Linked DNA regions of Mus musculus: all the other regions are linked to region 3. A link is a loop called in an ENCODE intact Hi-C map of the cell type or tissue named here. Cell type or tissue: heart. All regions are shown on one strand.

Region 1 (5,000 bases), 160 kb after region 3:
GCTGTGCTAGGAATGCAAAGCAGAGCTTTGTGGATGATGGGTGGGTCCTGGACCACCTGGGCTTATAGCCTGAGCTACATGGTGAGTTCCAGGCCAGTCTGGGCTACATACCGAACCCCTGCCTCAGAAATGAAGAAGGTATGATGGGAAGACACGTGGCTTGGGAAGTAGAGTGCTTGCTACACAAGGGAAAGGCTTGCATTCTCCTATAGCAGCCATGCAGAACGCAGCACTGCACTGCACTGCACGTCTTTAATTACGGAACTCTGCAGGTCTGGGCAGATGGTCCATCCCTGGTGCTCAGTAGCTACCCAGTGTAGCTCTGGGCTCAGTGAGGAAACCCTTTCTCAAAAGAAGCCAGCAAGATAGCTCAATGGTAAAGACACCTTCTGGCAAGCCTGGTGACCAAGTTTAGTTCCCAGAACCCACATGGTAAGGAGACAGCTGACTACCATGGATCCTCTGACTTCTACTTCTTGATACACAAACACACTCACACATACTGACACAAATGCACACTTACACACATGCGCACGCACACACACACTCTCCTTCTCTCTCTTTCTCTAAAAATATATTAAATTTTTAAAAAGTATAAATATGGTAGAGAACAATTGTGGAAGATATTTGTGTGACCTCTGACCTCCACACACGTGTACGCATGAGGGTACTCACCCAACACAGAAAGTACACAGTGAAATGTGTTCTAGTAGGAGTGTTAGGAGTGACCCCAGGTGTGACTCCCCTTGGGAACTTGCTGGTGTCCACTGGGTTTCTACAGGCTGTGTGTAGGCTCTGAACTCTAAATGGGGCTCTCACCACCTTGCCTGTTGATTTCCCCCTCAGTGTTGAACTTGACCCTCATCGACCTCCCAGGCATCACTAAGGTGCCGGTGGGGGACCAGCCGCCAGACATCGAGTACCAGATCAAGGACATGATCCTGCAGTTCATCAGCCGCGAGAGCAGCCTCATTCTTGCCGTCACACCTGCCAACATGGACTTGGCCAACTCAGACGCCCTCAAGCTGGCCAAGGAGGTGGACCCCCAAGGTAACCGCCCGCACTGGGCAGCAGCCAGTAGTGCTGGGTCCCCTCCCTGAGGTGCTTTCTGTCACAGTTGTGTTAGAAGCCTCCTGAGATTCAGCATTCCCTGTAACCACATCACTATAACCAACACTGTGACAGAGCCACCGTCTTTTTTTTTTTCTTTTTTTTCCTTTTTTTTTTAATTAGGTATTTTCCTCATTTACATTTCCAATGCTATCCCAAAAGTCCCCCATACCCTCCCCCCCACTACCCTCCCCACCCACTCCCACGTTTTGGCCCTGGCGTTCCCCTGCACTGAGGCATATAAAGTTTGCGTGTCCAATGGGCCTCTCTTTCCAATGATGGCCGACTAGGCCATCTTCTGATACATATGCAGCTAGAGTCAAGAGCTCCGGGGTACTGGTTAGTTCATATTGTTGTTCCACCTGTAGGGTTGCAGTTCCCTTTAGCTCCTTGGGTACTTTCTCTAGCTCCTCCCTTGGGAGCCCTGTGATCCATCCATTAGCTGACTGTGAGCATCCACTTCTGTGTTTGCTAGGCCCTGGAGAGTCACTGTCTTTTAAAGAGCATACAGGGTTAGTTAGGCTCCTGGTTTCAGAGTGTCCTCTTGTGATTGGTGGTTTGTTGCTGCTGGGCCTGTGAGCAGATAACACTTTCCTGTGCACGTGGGGAGCAACATGGAATAAGAAAAGGTCAAGGGAGGCAGAGGCAGGTGGATTTCTGAATTTGAGGCCAGCCTGGTCTACAAAGTGAGTTCCAGGACAGCCAGGGCTACACAGAGAAACCCTGTCTCGAAAAAACAAAACAAAACAAAACAAAAAAAAGAAGAAAAAGACAAGGGATCCCTTTAAGTGTGATGCTTCAAGTGACCCCAGCGACCTACAAGCTTCAAGGAGACCTCACTTCACCACCTCTCAGTGGCTCTCCTCTACAGACAGCTTAGCACACGGGCCTTTGAGAGACATTTAAGACCCACATTTTAGTCTGCAGATTTAACCCCAGTGAGGGGTTGTCCGTTCAGAGGTGCCCAGCTTGAATGATTATCTGGGTTTGATCAGAGGTGCCCAGAATGAATGATTATCTGGGTTTGATCTGAGAATCTGTTAAGAGTACTTTCTGCTGGACATGGTAGCACACGCCTTTAATCCCAGAACTTGATAGGCAGTGGCAGGTGGATCCCCTTGAGTTCAAGTCTAGCCAGGGCTTCACAGTGAAACCCTGTCTAGAAAGGGCTTGGTGGATGGCACTTAACTGTTCTTTTTATTTTTTTGGTTTTTCGAGACAGGGTTTCTCTGTATAGCCCTGGCTGTCCTGGAGCTCACTTTGTAGACCAGGCTGGCCTCGAACTCAGAAATCCGCCTGCCTCTGCCTCCCGAGTGCTGGGATTAAAGGCATGTGCCACCACGCCCGGCTGGCACTTAACTGTTCTTGCAGAGAACATGGGTTCGGTCCCCGCACCCATACGATGCCCACAACAATCTGTGGTTTCAATTCCTGGGATCTGATGCCCTCTTCTGGCCTCTGCAGGTACAACATGGTACACAAATATACATGCACACCAAACACTCATACACACACACATAACTTAGTTGACCTAATGGCATATATAAATCAATAAGACCCAGTCTTTAGCAGAGCCCTCCCAGGACACAGTTATAATTCCAGGCACATCTGTCTGCATTGTGCAGTTGTATCTGGTGAGATGAGAACGTCTGGGCCTGGAGTAGCTCTGTTGGTGTGTGCCTGTCAAGCAGGCAGGATCCCAGCACTCTGTGACGCTGGTGTGGTGCCGCACACTAGAGGTGAAGGCAGGGGGATCAAGATTTCATCATCTGCTACACTGAGAGGCCAGCCTGGGCTACAGGAGAACCTCTCTCAAAAAACAAGAAGAAATAAAACCTGGAAAAGTAGAGAAGGGCGCACACACCCTGGGAGAGTCCGGGTGGGGTTTTGAGCAGAGGAGGCCTGTGAGGCCGCAGAATGAGCTGCAGGTAGGGCTGTGTGCCCTCGTCAGGAGCTTCTTAGCCCATCCAGCCGTGCTGTCCGCTGTCCACACACAGTGGGCGTGGCCATGGCAAACATTAGCAGGGCAGTGCAGGCGGTCACCATTTGTGAGCACATTTTTCTTTTCTTTTTTTCTTTTTTCTTTTCTTTTTTTTTTTTTTTTTTTTTTTTTTTTTTTTTTTTTTTTTTTTGCCTTTGAAAATACTCATGGTTTTTACAGAAAAGTTACCATGGAAAAATCAGGAGCCTGCAAAGCTCCCTTTTTCCATGTAGATAGCGCTGGCCACAGTTCCTTTCAAAGTTTTTCTTACACGTAAACTTATTTTTTAAGAGGACAGTCTCTCCTTATTTCTGTCTGTGCCTCTGTGGTCATTGCTTTTGTTGATTGCAACTTTTCTTTGTTTATTTTTCAATCATGGTTTCAGAATGTAGCCCTGGCTTACCTGTACTTCACTGTGTAGACCAAGGCAGTCTCAGTATCAGATTCTACCTGCCTCCCCCTCCCAAATATTAAGATTACAGCAAGCCACCATGCCTTGCCCTACTTTATATTATAGTGATAGTGTGTTACTCTGTGGGCAGGCCCCATTGTACAGTTACCCTCTCCTCACCCTCACTGTCTCTCTTCTCAGCAGCTGGCTTCCTGGGCAACCATGGCTCAGGCCCCTCTCCACTCATTTCTCTCCATAGTGTGGCCTCTTCCCTATCAACTATGAATTCTTATAGGTGTACCCACTTCACAATAGTGCCAGCTAAGGTAGTCACCTGTGATGGCCAAGTTGATCCCAGTCTTCTGTGGGCCTCCATTAGCCTCTGTGTGTCTTGCACACATGGAACATACAGGCAACACATTCACAGGTGTGTCCAAGCCGGTGCCTGGGTTCCTTATGTATCAGGTGGTTCTTGTTAGTTAGGCAGGATCTTCTGTGGTCCAGATTGGCTTCAAACTCTGTTTAGTGGGAGATGACCTTAAACTTGTGATCCTCCTGAGTCTACCTCCCGAGGGCTGAGGTCACGGGTGCACACCTTGCAGGCTCAGTGTAACCAGATGTTTAGGAAAGAGCCCAGGCTCCTTGGCAAGTGCTCCGCACCTCACCTGGCACAGGGTCGACCTAGGGTTTCTGAATGCTAAGGCAAGTCCATGGAGTACATGGGCTTCTACCCTGGCTTGGAAGCTCAGCTTATAAACTGCTCGGGTGAACCGTGGTCAGGACCCCAAACTAGGGATCCGGGAGCAAGGGAGGCTGAGAAGCACAGTGGATTTATTTGGTGGTGTGGCTTTGCTGTGGGATGTGCTAACTCTGGTTGACTTGGGGAGAACTTTGATGGGCTGGTCCTTGGAGTAGTAATTGGGCCAGGTTGCTCAGGTTCAAATGTGATGTTGAGAATGGGCAGGGGGGATTCTAGTTTCCGTGATGTTCATTGGTTCTGCTGGGGTCTTGTTATGCGCTTACCAGTGTTCTGTCACTAGAGCAGTAACTGTCATTTTATACTCTGCCAACAGTTGTCCAGGCAAAAGATACCATGGCTTGTCCCTGTCTCTTGGACTGTAGAGGGCCCCAAGGGCCCTTGATCATGATCCCTTCTGACCTCTGGACTCTTTCAGGCCTACGGACCATCGGTGTCATCACCAAGCTAGACTTGATGGATGAAGGCACAGACGCCAGGGATGTCCTGGAAAACAAGCTACTGCCCTTGAGAAGAGGTATGTACACAGGGCTGGGGTGGGCCACAGATCAGGGGTGTATCTTTTGTGGTTCTCCTCTGGACACAGTGTTTCTACATTACAGCTGTTTTCTGGAACACTAAGAAGCAGGTATGCAGCCACACTCGTGCTCGGTACTTGCTGTAATCCCAGCACTCTGGAGGTGGGGTTGGGGTCAGGAATTCCAGGTCATCTTGGGCTACATAGAAAGTTCTCTGTCAGCCTGGGCTACATGAGACCTTGT
Region 2 (5,000 bases), 93 kb before region 3:
TGTGCCGCACTAGCCACATGCAGGTCAGAGAACTCACATGGGGGTGAGTTCTCCCCACTGTGTGAGTTCCAGGGACTGAGGTGATGCTATCGCGCCTTCACACGGAAGACAATTTTTTTGTTTGTTTGTTTTTTTTGAGACAGGGTTTCTCTGTATAGCTCTGGCTGTCCTGGAACTCACTCTGTAGACCAGGCTGGTCTCGAACTCAGAAATCCGCCTGCCTCTGCCTCCGGAGTGCTGGGATTAAAGGCGTGCGCCACCACGCCCGGCTTAGTAAGCCAATTTTTTAAAATTTACTCTTGTTAAAAAAAAAAAAAAAGATTAAGCCTGTGGTAGCACCTTTGACCCCAGCATTGGGGCGACAGAAGCAGATGAACCTGTGAGTTTGAGGCCAGTCTGATTTACATGGCAAGTTCCAGGACAGCCAGAGCTACAAGAGCGGACCCTGTCTCAAACAATTATTCTTATTCATGTGTACATGTGCAAACCTGTCTGATATGCGCATGCTGTCAGATCCCAGTGACCAGGCCGCCCAGTGTGGGTGCTGAGAACCAAGCCCATTCTCTGCAAGGGTAACAAGTGCTTACCCGCTGAGACATCTTTCTAGGCAGCCTTCTTTTTTTTTTTTTATTTTAATGTTTTGTTCTTAATTTTTGTTACATCTTACTATTATTTATGTGCATGTGTGAGTACGTGCACACACACATGTGCACATATCCCTCAGCACACATGTCCAGTGCAGTTAAGCCAATTGAAACTAATCCCCGTCTAATGTACAGATGGATGGGACTCAGCCTATGGTTATTTTACTTGGCTTTGGACAGTTACTGGGGTCACCCCTAATCTACTTCTAGCTGCTGGACTGGCTGCTCCCCAGCACTGTGCCCCAGATACTTGCTGTTTCTCCCAGCCATCTCCTCTCATGGAGACTTCCTCCTCTCTGCTGTGCCCTTCTTCTCTCTCTCTTCTCAATCTACGACCCCAAAAAGGCTACCCCACCTACCTCTATTCCTTCCAGTAATTGGCTGCGGTGGGTAGAATCCAGGTCATTAGCCTCAGTAGCAGACATCTTTGTCCCTTGAACCACTAGCCTACATAGTATATATTTTTTGTTTTGGTTTGGTTTTTTGTTTTCGAGACAGGATTTCTCGAACTCTGAAATCTGCCTGCCTCTGCCTCGCTAGTGCTGGGATTAAAGACGTGCACCACCACACCAAAAATAAATCCTAATGTTCTTCCTACAAAGAATGAATATTTGAGGTGACAAATATAATTATTTATTTATTTATTTATTTTTAAATAAAGATTTATTTATAGGGCTGGAGAGATGGCTCAGTGGTTAAGAGCACTGACTGCTCTTCCAGAGGTCCTGAGTTCAATTCCCAGCAACCACATGGTGGCTCACAACCATCTGTCATGGGATCTGATGCCTTCTTCTGGTGTGTCTGAAGACAGAGACAGTGTACTCATATACATTAAACCTTATAAAATGCCTACTGAGATTTTAATTTGGGGTTGATTTTATTTTTAAAACATTTATGCCGGGCGTGGTGGTGCATGCCTTTAATCCCAGCACTTGGGAGGCAGAGGCAGGTGGATTTCTGAGTTCGAGGCCAGCCTGGTCTACAGAGTGAGTTCCAGGACAGCCAGGGCTATACAGAGAAACCCTGTCTCGAAAAAAACAACAATAAAAAATTTTTATTTCTATTTTTATGTGTGTGTGTGTGTGTGTGTGTGTGTGTGTGTGTGTGTGTGTGTGTAATGGGTATCTGTAAGTGCAGTGCCCAAGAAGGCCAGAAGGGGCGCTCAGATTCTCTGGAACTAGAGTTGCAGATGATTTAAAGTCACCACGTGGTTGCTGAATCCTCTGGAAGAGCAGCCAGGGCTCAGAACAGCATCACCATCTCTCTGACAGACTAACAAGAGAGACAGACAGATACCCAGTAAGTCAGATGGAGTTTCCTGTGGGGGTTGATTAAGCAAGATCTCTCCCAGGTGTGGCAGCACACACCTTTAGTCCCAACACTAGGAAGACAGAGGCAGGTAGATTGTAAGTTCAAAGCCAGCCTTATCTATGTAGAAAGACCCTGTATCAAAAAGGCTTAAATAATAGAGTCACACGTAGCTCCGGCCATTCGGGAGCTTATATGTACGACGATACCCTTGAACTCATCATGAGTCTCCTGTTAAACTTCCTAAAGGCTTATTCCACCACACAGGCTTATCCAAAGCTTAAATCTAAACTAGTTAATGTATCTACTCAGTTTCCCTTGCTGACAAATACAATAGCACTATTCCTGTGCAGACTACACGCTGGACATAGTGTGTTTTACTACATTACTACCAACAATCTGTATTACCAGTCAAATAGGTATTTGTCCCAAGTCAGGTAAGGAGCCAGAACTGGGAGCACAAGCCCTCTCGCGCCCCCTTCTGGGCTCCTGCGGAACTACATGTACATCAGGAAGCGGCGCAGGTGCAGACCATCCGAGAGGCGGAGCTAGGGCGGGAGGCTATTCCAAGCTATTATTGGCTAAGGTCGCTGTCAGTTCTGAAGAAAATAGCCAATGAGGGTTGCGGCCGCTCGACTTCTGATCTGCAGGCTGGGTTCTACTGCCTGTAGTCCTCCTAATGACCTTGCTTTCAATTTGATTTGAACAGGATCCTAAGGTCCTTTTTCTTAGAGTATCCTGGCCCTCGCGTCAATCCTACCTTAGGGTAGTACCTAGTTTATCCTTTTATTTTTGAGACAGAGTTTCATGTAGCACAGGCTGGCCATGAACTCTTATGTCACTGAGCTTGGCCTTTCACTCCTAATTGGCTCCTCCCGCTTCCACCTCCTAACTGTCGGGATGACAGACACACACCACCACCCAACCCTGTGATATTTATCCTGAATGATCTCAGGTCGCTTTCCACTTCCTTAAAGGAAGCCTAATCAGTCACGGCCGCTGGACCCTAACTGTAGAACAACAACTGTTGTTTCTGCTCAAAGCCCTGGGCTCTGTCCGGAGCACTGCGATCTGCCCCACCCCAGCACTCTGGAGGGAAGGCAGATAACTAGGGTTTCAAGCTCACCCTCTTCTTGCAGAATAGTGATTTAGAGGCCAGGAGCTCACAGGAAGGAGGGCAAATTAGCTGATAAGGGAACTTAGCATGTCCCATGTGACATACCTCATGTGACACTGCTTACAGAATTGGGCTGATATTTCTTCTAAAATAGCCACAGAGAGAATCCAATGCACTCAGCATGCATATATATTTTTAAGTTTTTTTTTTAGGTTTGTTTTATCTATTTTTTGTGTGTGCATGAGTGTTTTGCCTGCTTCTACATCTGTGCACCACATATGTGTCTGGTGTTTAAGGAAGTGGTGAACCTCCGTATGAGCTACACATTGAACCTGGGTACTTTAGCAAGCAGAACAAGTGCTCTTAACCAGTTGAGCCAAGTCTCCAGCCCCAAGTTTTTACATTTTTATTTTACTCCTGTGGTATTTTGGCTGCATGTATATACGTGTACCACAAGACGCAGTACCAGAAGAGATCAGAAGAGGGAGATAGATGCTTAGAACTAGAGTTACAAACATCTGTGAGCCGCCCTGTGGATGCCGGCAATCAACCCCCAGTCTGTGAGAACAGCCTAAAGCTCTTAACAGTTGCACAGCCCTTGCAACCCCAGGGTATTTGGGGAGACGCCCCAGCTGTAGACAGGGACTGCCCAGATGTAAGGATGAAATTCCAGCACACGGAATAGCTGATGGCTGGTCTCCAAGGGGCCACACTCTAGCAATAATTTTCTAGAAAATCTAGCCAGTTCCATGCAACTCCATGTATTTGCTCTTGGGATGTGTGTGTGTGTGTGTGTTTTCAAGAGTTCAAAGTTAGATGTGAGTGAGGCTTCTCTTGTTTGTGGTGTTAGATGTCAGCACTAAATATCATCTCTTCATTCCCTTTCCATCCTGCACGTGTGTGTGTGTGTGTGTGTGTGTGTGTGCACGTGCGCAACTATGGGCATGATGTGCATGAGTGGGGACAACTGATTGCGGCCGAATCTCTTTTTTGCTGGGTTTGTTTGGTTGTTTGGTTGGTTTGGTTTTTTGAGACAGGGTTTCTCTGTATAACCCTGGCTGTCCTGGTGTTTGTTTATTTTTAATCCTGACTTTGATTCCTTGTTTGTTTTGACACAGGGTCTCTCTCCCACAGTTGGCTGTGTAGACCAGACTGTGTAGACCAGACTCACAGAGAGCCTCCAGCTGGCTCTCCAGGACTGGGGTCTGCACCACCTGGGTCCAGATCCTTAGTTTACTTTTCATTCTTGGTATGTCTATAGCTATATGCACATGCCTATCCTGGATTCCCCTGAAGCTGGAGTCGCAGGCCTGGTTATCTGCTCGATGTGGGTGCTGGGAACCTAACTCAGGTCCCATTCAAGAGCAGCACGTGTTTCCAACTGCTGAAACATCTGCCCAGCCAGTCTGTATTTATTAGGTCAGGGGACACATTTAGTGTGTGGCGGTCAGAGAACAACTTCCAGGAGTCGTCATTTCTGCCAAGTTGGTGCTTGGGCGTTAATTCAGGCCACCAGCCTTGCTGACTACCACTGGGCCACCTCTCTGTCCTGTTTTTGTTTTTGTTTTTGTTTTTTTCGAGACAGGGTTTCTCTGTGTATCCCTGGCTGTCCTGGAACTCACTTTGTAGACCAGGCTGGCCTCAGACTCAGAAATCTGCCTGCCTCTGTCTCCCGAGTGCTGGGATTAAAGGCCTGTGCCACCACGCCTGTGTGTGTGTGTGTGTGTGTGTGTGTGTGTGAGAGAGAGAGAGAGAGAGAGAGAGAGAGAGAGAGAAAGAGATTTTTTTAAATTTTTTTAAGTTTTTTTTTTTTTAGCTTTATGTATATGGAGATTTTGACAGCAACCTTGGAGGTCAGCAGAGGGCTTCCGATCCCCCAGAACTACAGAGGGTTGTGAGCTGCCACGTGGGTGCTGCGTATTGAACCCAGG
Region 3 (5,000 bases):
TGCTAGCTTCTTTTCACAGGCACTATTATTTTCTGTGTGCATAGTGTGTGAGGGAGCATGCTGATGCCTGGTGTGTGTGTGTGTGTGTGTGTGTGTGTGTGTGTCTGTATGTGTGTGTGTCTGTGTGGTGTCTGTGTGTGTGTGGTCTCCATTCCCTTTCACTTGGGTTTGAGACTTAAACTCAGGTCGCCAGGCTTAGGCAGCCGGTGCCTGGGCTTGTTGAGCCTGTTTTGTTTTTGAGACAGTGAGGGTGTCACTCACACATAGCTCAGGCCCGATTCAAACTCCCTTGATTTCCTGATCCTTCTGCCTCCACCTTCCAAGTGCTGGAATTATGGCTGCTTATGCAGTGCGCTGGGACCATTACCTAGGTCTGTGTGCTAGGCCAGCCAGCTGCCCACTGAGGCACATGACCAGGCTGTCATTGCATTACAGGGCTCTTGTTTTCATCTCTACCGCTCTGATCGACACTGGAGAAGCTTGCTAGGATAGCCAGAGAGTTACACTTGGCGCATTTTTGAGCCCCAGGGTTGCAGAAGGACTGTGCTCACTGGTTCAGGGCGCTCAGATGGTGGGCATCTCATTTTACAAACACGGAAAATGACTCTAAGAGAGGTGAAGCCCCTTGCCACAGACGGCTGGAGAGGACGGGTTCCCGGCTCCTGGTCCTGAGCCCTAGGCCCGCGGACTCGCCCGGAGTACCTCGATCCCTCGCCCTCTGCCTCACCTTGCCCTTGACGTCCAGAATGAAGACTGCCGAGGCCGACATGGTGGCAGTCCGTGAAGCTAGGAGGCGAGAGCGAGCTGCAGAGGCGGCAGCGCTGCGGCTTCCTTCTTCCTGCGGAAGCGCCTTCGCCCAGGTGAGCCGCCAGGTGAGCGCGTCTTAAAGGGGAGGCCGCCAGGTGAATGCGTCTTAAAGGGGAGGCCGCCAGGTGAGAGGCACGGTCGGCGGCAAATGCCAAGGCTGGTCCAGGAGCCGCGACTGCTGTCCTGTCTCAAGTTCTCCATCGATCCTCGCATCCGCCTACCCATGTATCCATTCACGCTCCGCTTCCACTCACCCACCCACCCACACATCCATCCATCACCCCCTTCCACATACGTATACACATTCACATCTACATTAACCCACCCATACATACACGTATCCACCCAATCAAGCATCCATCCACCCACCAGGGCATCAGCCTGTTCGTGTGTCTATGTAACTTGTTCTCTCACCCACACATACCAGTTTCAACAGGACTTGGCCCTTTTTCTATGTGTGACCCGGTGCCCACCACTAGATGTTCAGTAGTGTTAATCCTTCTCACACTAAACATTTTAATTGTTTCGTTGTTTCTGTTGTTATTATTAGTATTGCTGTTGCTGCTAGTTGTATATATTTTTTTCAAAACAGAGTTCTCTGTGTAGCCATAGCTGGCCTCGAGTCCACCTGCGTCTTCCTCTCGAGTGCTGGGATTAAAGGCGCCACCATGCTTCGCTCGTGTTGTTTATTTGTTTTGTGTTATTAATTCTAGAAGAAGCCGGGCGGTGGCGCACGCCTTTAATCCCAGCACTCGGGAGGCAGAGGCAGGCGAATTTCTGAGTTCGAGGCCAGCCTGGTCTACAGAGTGAGTTCCAGGACAGCCAGGGCTATACAGAGAAACCCTGTCTCGAAAAACCATAAAAAAAAAAAAAAAAAAAAAAAATCTAGAAGAAAGGTTGAGATAGCCCGGATGGCCTGGAGCTCATTGTGTGGTCCAGACTGGCCTCAGCCTTACAAGTTCTGTGATTAGTCACGAACCAACATGTCTGACTTTGTTTTCCGTTTTCTAATTTCATTCTTTTTTTTTTAATATCCCAGGCTACCCTTAAACTCAAGATCATTCTGCTTCCCCATTGCTGGGATACCGTTTTGCGGAAGGTGATGGGGAAAAAAACCCACTCTAAACCTTAGCCTAGCCATCTACATGACGCTCCGCTGTGGAAGAAACGTTTCCTGTGCAGCCGCCAGGGGGCGACAAAGCCCGTTTGGGCATCGGTGCGGGCTCTGACCTTTAACAGGCCGGGAGTCCAGATGCAGCTATGAGGATCTCCCAAGGCAATTGTCCTAAAGCAGAGGGCCTGTGTGAAGAGCTTATCAGCCACCACCTGGGAGGAAGCAGAGCACAGACAGTCTCAGGGCCACACAGCCGGGTTATCAGGCCACAATTCTCTTATTCTGGTTGTTTTGACAGTCCTAGGGGGTGGAACGCCCACCTTTGCTGGTGACAGGCAAGCCCTGTGCCCCTGATTACATTCCCAGCCCTTAATGTTTTTGTCTGGGGCCTCATGTATAGCACAGGCTAACCTTAAATTCCCCCTTTTTTCTCTTTTTTTTCCTTTTAAATCTTTTTAAAGATTCATTTATTTATTATATGTAAGTACACTGTAGCTGTCTTCAGACAATCCAGAAGAGGGAGTCAGATCTTTTTACAGATGGTTGTGAGCCACCATGTGGTTGCTGGGATTTAAACTCCGAACCTTCGGAAGAGCAGTCGGGTGCTCTTACCCACTGAGCCATCTCACCAGCCCTCTTTTTTTCTTTTTTTTCAAGACAGGGTTTCTCTGTATAGCCCTGGCTGTCCTAGAACTCACTTTGTAGACCAGGCTGGACTGGAACTCAGAAATCTGCCTGCCTCTGCCTCCCAAGTGCTGGGATTAAAGGCTTGTGCCACCACCGCCCAGCTTTTTTATTTTTCACCTTAAATTGCCAAGTCTTCTGCCTAACCCTCCCCAGTTGCAGCACTATCTTCAGGCTCGCCATAAATACCTTCCCTACACCCTTTTTTAAAGACCCATCTAGGGGGCTGGCGAGATAGCTCAGTGGTTAAGAGCACCGACTGCTCTTCCGAAGGTCCCGAGTTCAAATCCCAGCAACCACAACCATCTATTCCAGGCCTTCATATTTAACCAAGGATCACCTTGAACTCCTGAGCACCTCTGTACCTTCTAAGGGACAGGGTGACATGCATACCCTACCACAGTCCATTGATGTGGTGCAGTGATCAGTGATCGGGAGGGAACCCAGGGCTTTGTGTATGCTAGGCAAGCGCTCTACCGGCTAAGCCAAGCCCTCATTTTCTGGATAACCCTTTGAGGGAACCAGCGAGCTGCTGTTATCTTCCATTGGCAAGATGGGGAGCCTGAAGTTTGGCTCCAAGAGGGTAAAATTGTCCAACAGTTTTGTTTGTCTGGTTTTGTTATTAATGCTATAATATAGTCCCAGACAGCCTGGAAATCATTATCCTCCTGCCTCAGTGCTGCGGGGATCACAGGAATGCTCGATCGTGCCCAGTTTACGTGGTGCTGGGGCTAGAACCCAGACACTCTTGCATGCTAGACCCATGATCTACCAGCTGGGCTCAACCCCTCAGCTTTTAGCTGGCTCCAGCTCATAGGCTCCAGGAGAGGAGTCCTTCCTTATCATCAGCAGACACAGGCAGCCTGGGCTCGCCTCACCTCTGCTGGGAGTGGGATAGGCAGATTCCAGGGGCTTCCCTGCTTGCAAGGACACTGTGATATACATACATACATACATACATACATACATACACACACACATTTACACACACACAAACACATGCTTGAGCTCACACACACATCTCAAAATACAAGGTGTGGAGAGAGCCAGAGAAGCCAGGCTGGTAACACAAGCTTTTAACCCTAGCACTCTCCAGATAGAAGCAGGCAGATCTCCACAGTCAGAACTCTCCAGGACAGCCAGGGCTACATATTGTCACCTTGACTAAAGACAGAACTCATAATTGGGGGGGGGGGTGTCAGTGAAATTGCTCAAAGGTGGCTGTTTCAGCACCAGTCTAATCCCCAGGTCCTTCATGATTGATGGGAGAGAACCGACTTCTATAGGTGGTCCTCTGCCCTCTGCACACAGACACAGAAAATAAACCAAATATAATTTTAAAGAAAGATGGCTAGCTCCTAAGAAGGGAATGTGTCTGGAGTTGTCCTCAGGCCTCCGGACTTAAATGTGCACAGCACAAAGCCAGCAACACCCTCCTGGGACCTAAGATGCATTCACATGGTAAATGGAACCCAGAAGCCTGGGCCCAACGCCCTGGAATCTGAAACTCAAGGCCTAGTTAGCTAAAAAATTCATGAGACCAAGAGCCTCCTTGGGGGCAGAGAACAGACTCTCACTGTCTTGCCTCGGCCAGCCCAGCCCAGCCCAGCCCAGCCCAGCCTGGCTTAGCACAGCCCAGTTTGGCTCAGTAGCCACCACCATCCCCGGGATGGTGGCTTTGTCCCAGTTTGTTCTAAATATCTTGTCCTCCTCCTCCCTCCCTGTGTCCGACCTCAGTTTCTACTTATCAGCCTCCTTCCTTCTCCTCCCTCTAAAGAAATGTCTACCCCAGCAATCAGCGCCCACCCTCCCTCTCACACCTATGGCTCCCAACCCAGCAGTCAGACTCCAGCTGACCTATGGCCCTCACCCCTCATTACAAAACTCTCACCAAATTTGCTTTCTTTATGTCATTGTTTCTCTGTGGAGAGGTCCCTCTGACTTCCTACTTTGTGTCCAGGACACAGCCCTCCTCTGGGTTTTTCTATGGCCGGCAGGGACCCTTCACAACTGGCTACTAACCTTGCTGTTTTGAGGCAGGGTTTCTTTGTGAAACCTTGGCTACTCATTGAGTAGACCAGGCTGGCCTTGAACTCAGAGATCCACCTGCCTCTGTCTCCCAAGTACTGGGATTAAAGGTGTGCTCCACCACCACCCAGCTTGTTGATATTTTTGAGATGGCGGTGGTGGCACAGGCCTTTAATCCCAGCACTCGGGAGGCAGAGGCAGGCAAATTTCTGAGTTCGAGGCCAGCCTGGTCTACAGAGTGAGTTCCAGGACAGCCAGGGCTACACAGAGAAACCTTGTCTCGAAAAACCAAACCAAAAAAAAAAAAAAAAAACAAAAAACAAACAAAAAAAAACAGGGTCTTTCTTTATAACTCTGGCTGTCCTGA

The links. A loop is a pair of places that touch in the nucleus more often than their neighbours do. Peaks named below come from ENCODE experiments on the same cell type or tissue, not always from the same donor. Only the 100,000 strongest peaks of a DNase experiment are listed, where the experiment ranks them.
Region 1: it touches region 3 in a loop (2.5-fold over the local background); 7 of 42 quality-filtered maps call a loop at or near these places.
Region 2: it touches region 3 in a loop (2.3-fold over the local background); 3 of 42 quality-filtered maps call a loop at or near these places.

Annotation. Positions count from the first base shown.
Region 1 is chr9:21,466,686-21,471,685 of GRCm38, forward strand. Dnm2 (dynamin 2) reads left to right here. Exons shown (of 21, transcript NM_001253893.1): 4 at 847-1,050; 5 at 4,658-4,756. It overlaps Gm46104 (a long non-coding RNA gene), which reads left to right. Exons shown (of 2, transcript XR_001779096.1): 1 at 1-138; 2 at 273-512. Among named protein-coding and RNA genes, the nearest start is that of Gm46104, 3.4 kb to the left of the region's middle. In heart, a CTCF peak has its summit at 2,569 (motif pointing left); a DNase peak (open chromatin) is centred at 2,566.
Region 2 is chr9:21,218,172-21,223,171 of GRCm38, forward strand. No RefSeq gene overlaps it. Among named protein-coding and RNA genes, the nearest start is that of Keap1, 19 kb to the right of the region's middle. In heart, CTCF peaks have their summits at 2,437 (motif pointing left) and 3,541 (motif pointing right); DNase peaks (open chromatin) are centred at 2,530 and 3,600; H3K4me3 peaks cover 890 bases; H3K27ac peaks cover 961 bases.
Region 3 is chr9:21,311,480-21,316,479 of GRCm38, forward strand. It overlaps Ap1m2 (adaptor protein complex AP-1, mu 2 subunit), which reads right to left and starts at 854. Exons shown (of 11, transcript NM_009678.2): 1 at 728-854. The coding sequence starts at 769. In heart, a CTCF peak has its summit at 1,988 (motif pointing right); a DNase peak (open chromatin) is centred at 2,032; H3K4me3 peaks cover 779 bases; H3K27ac peaks cover 974 bases; H3K27me3 peaks cover 1,545 bases.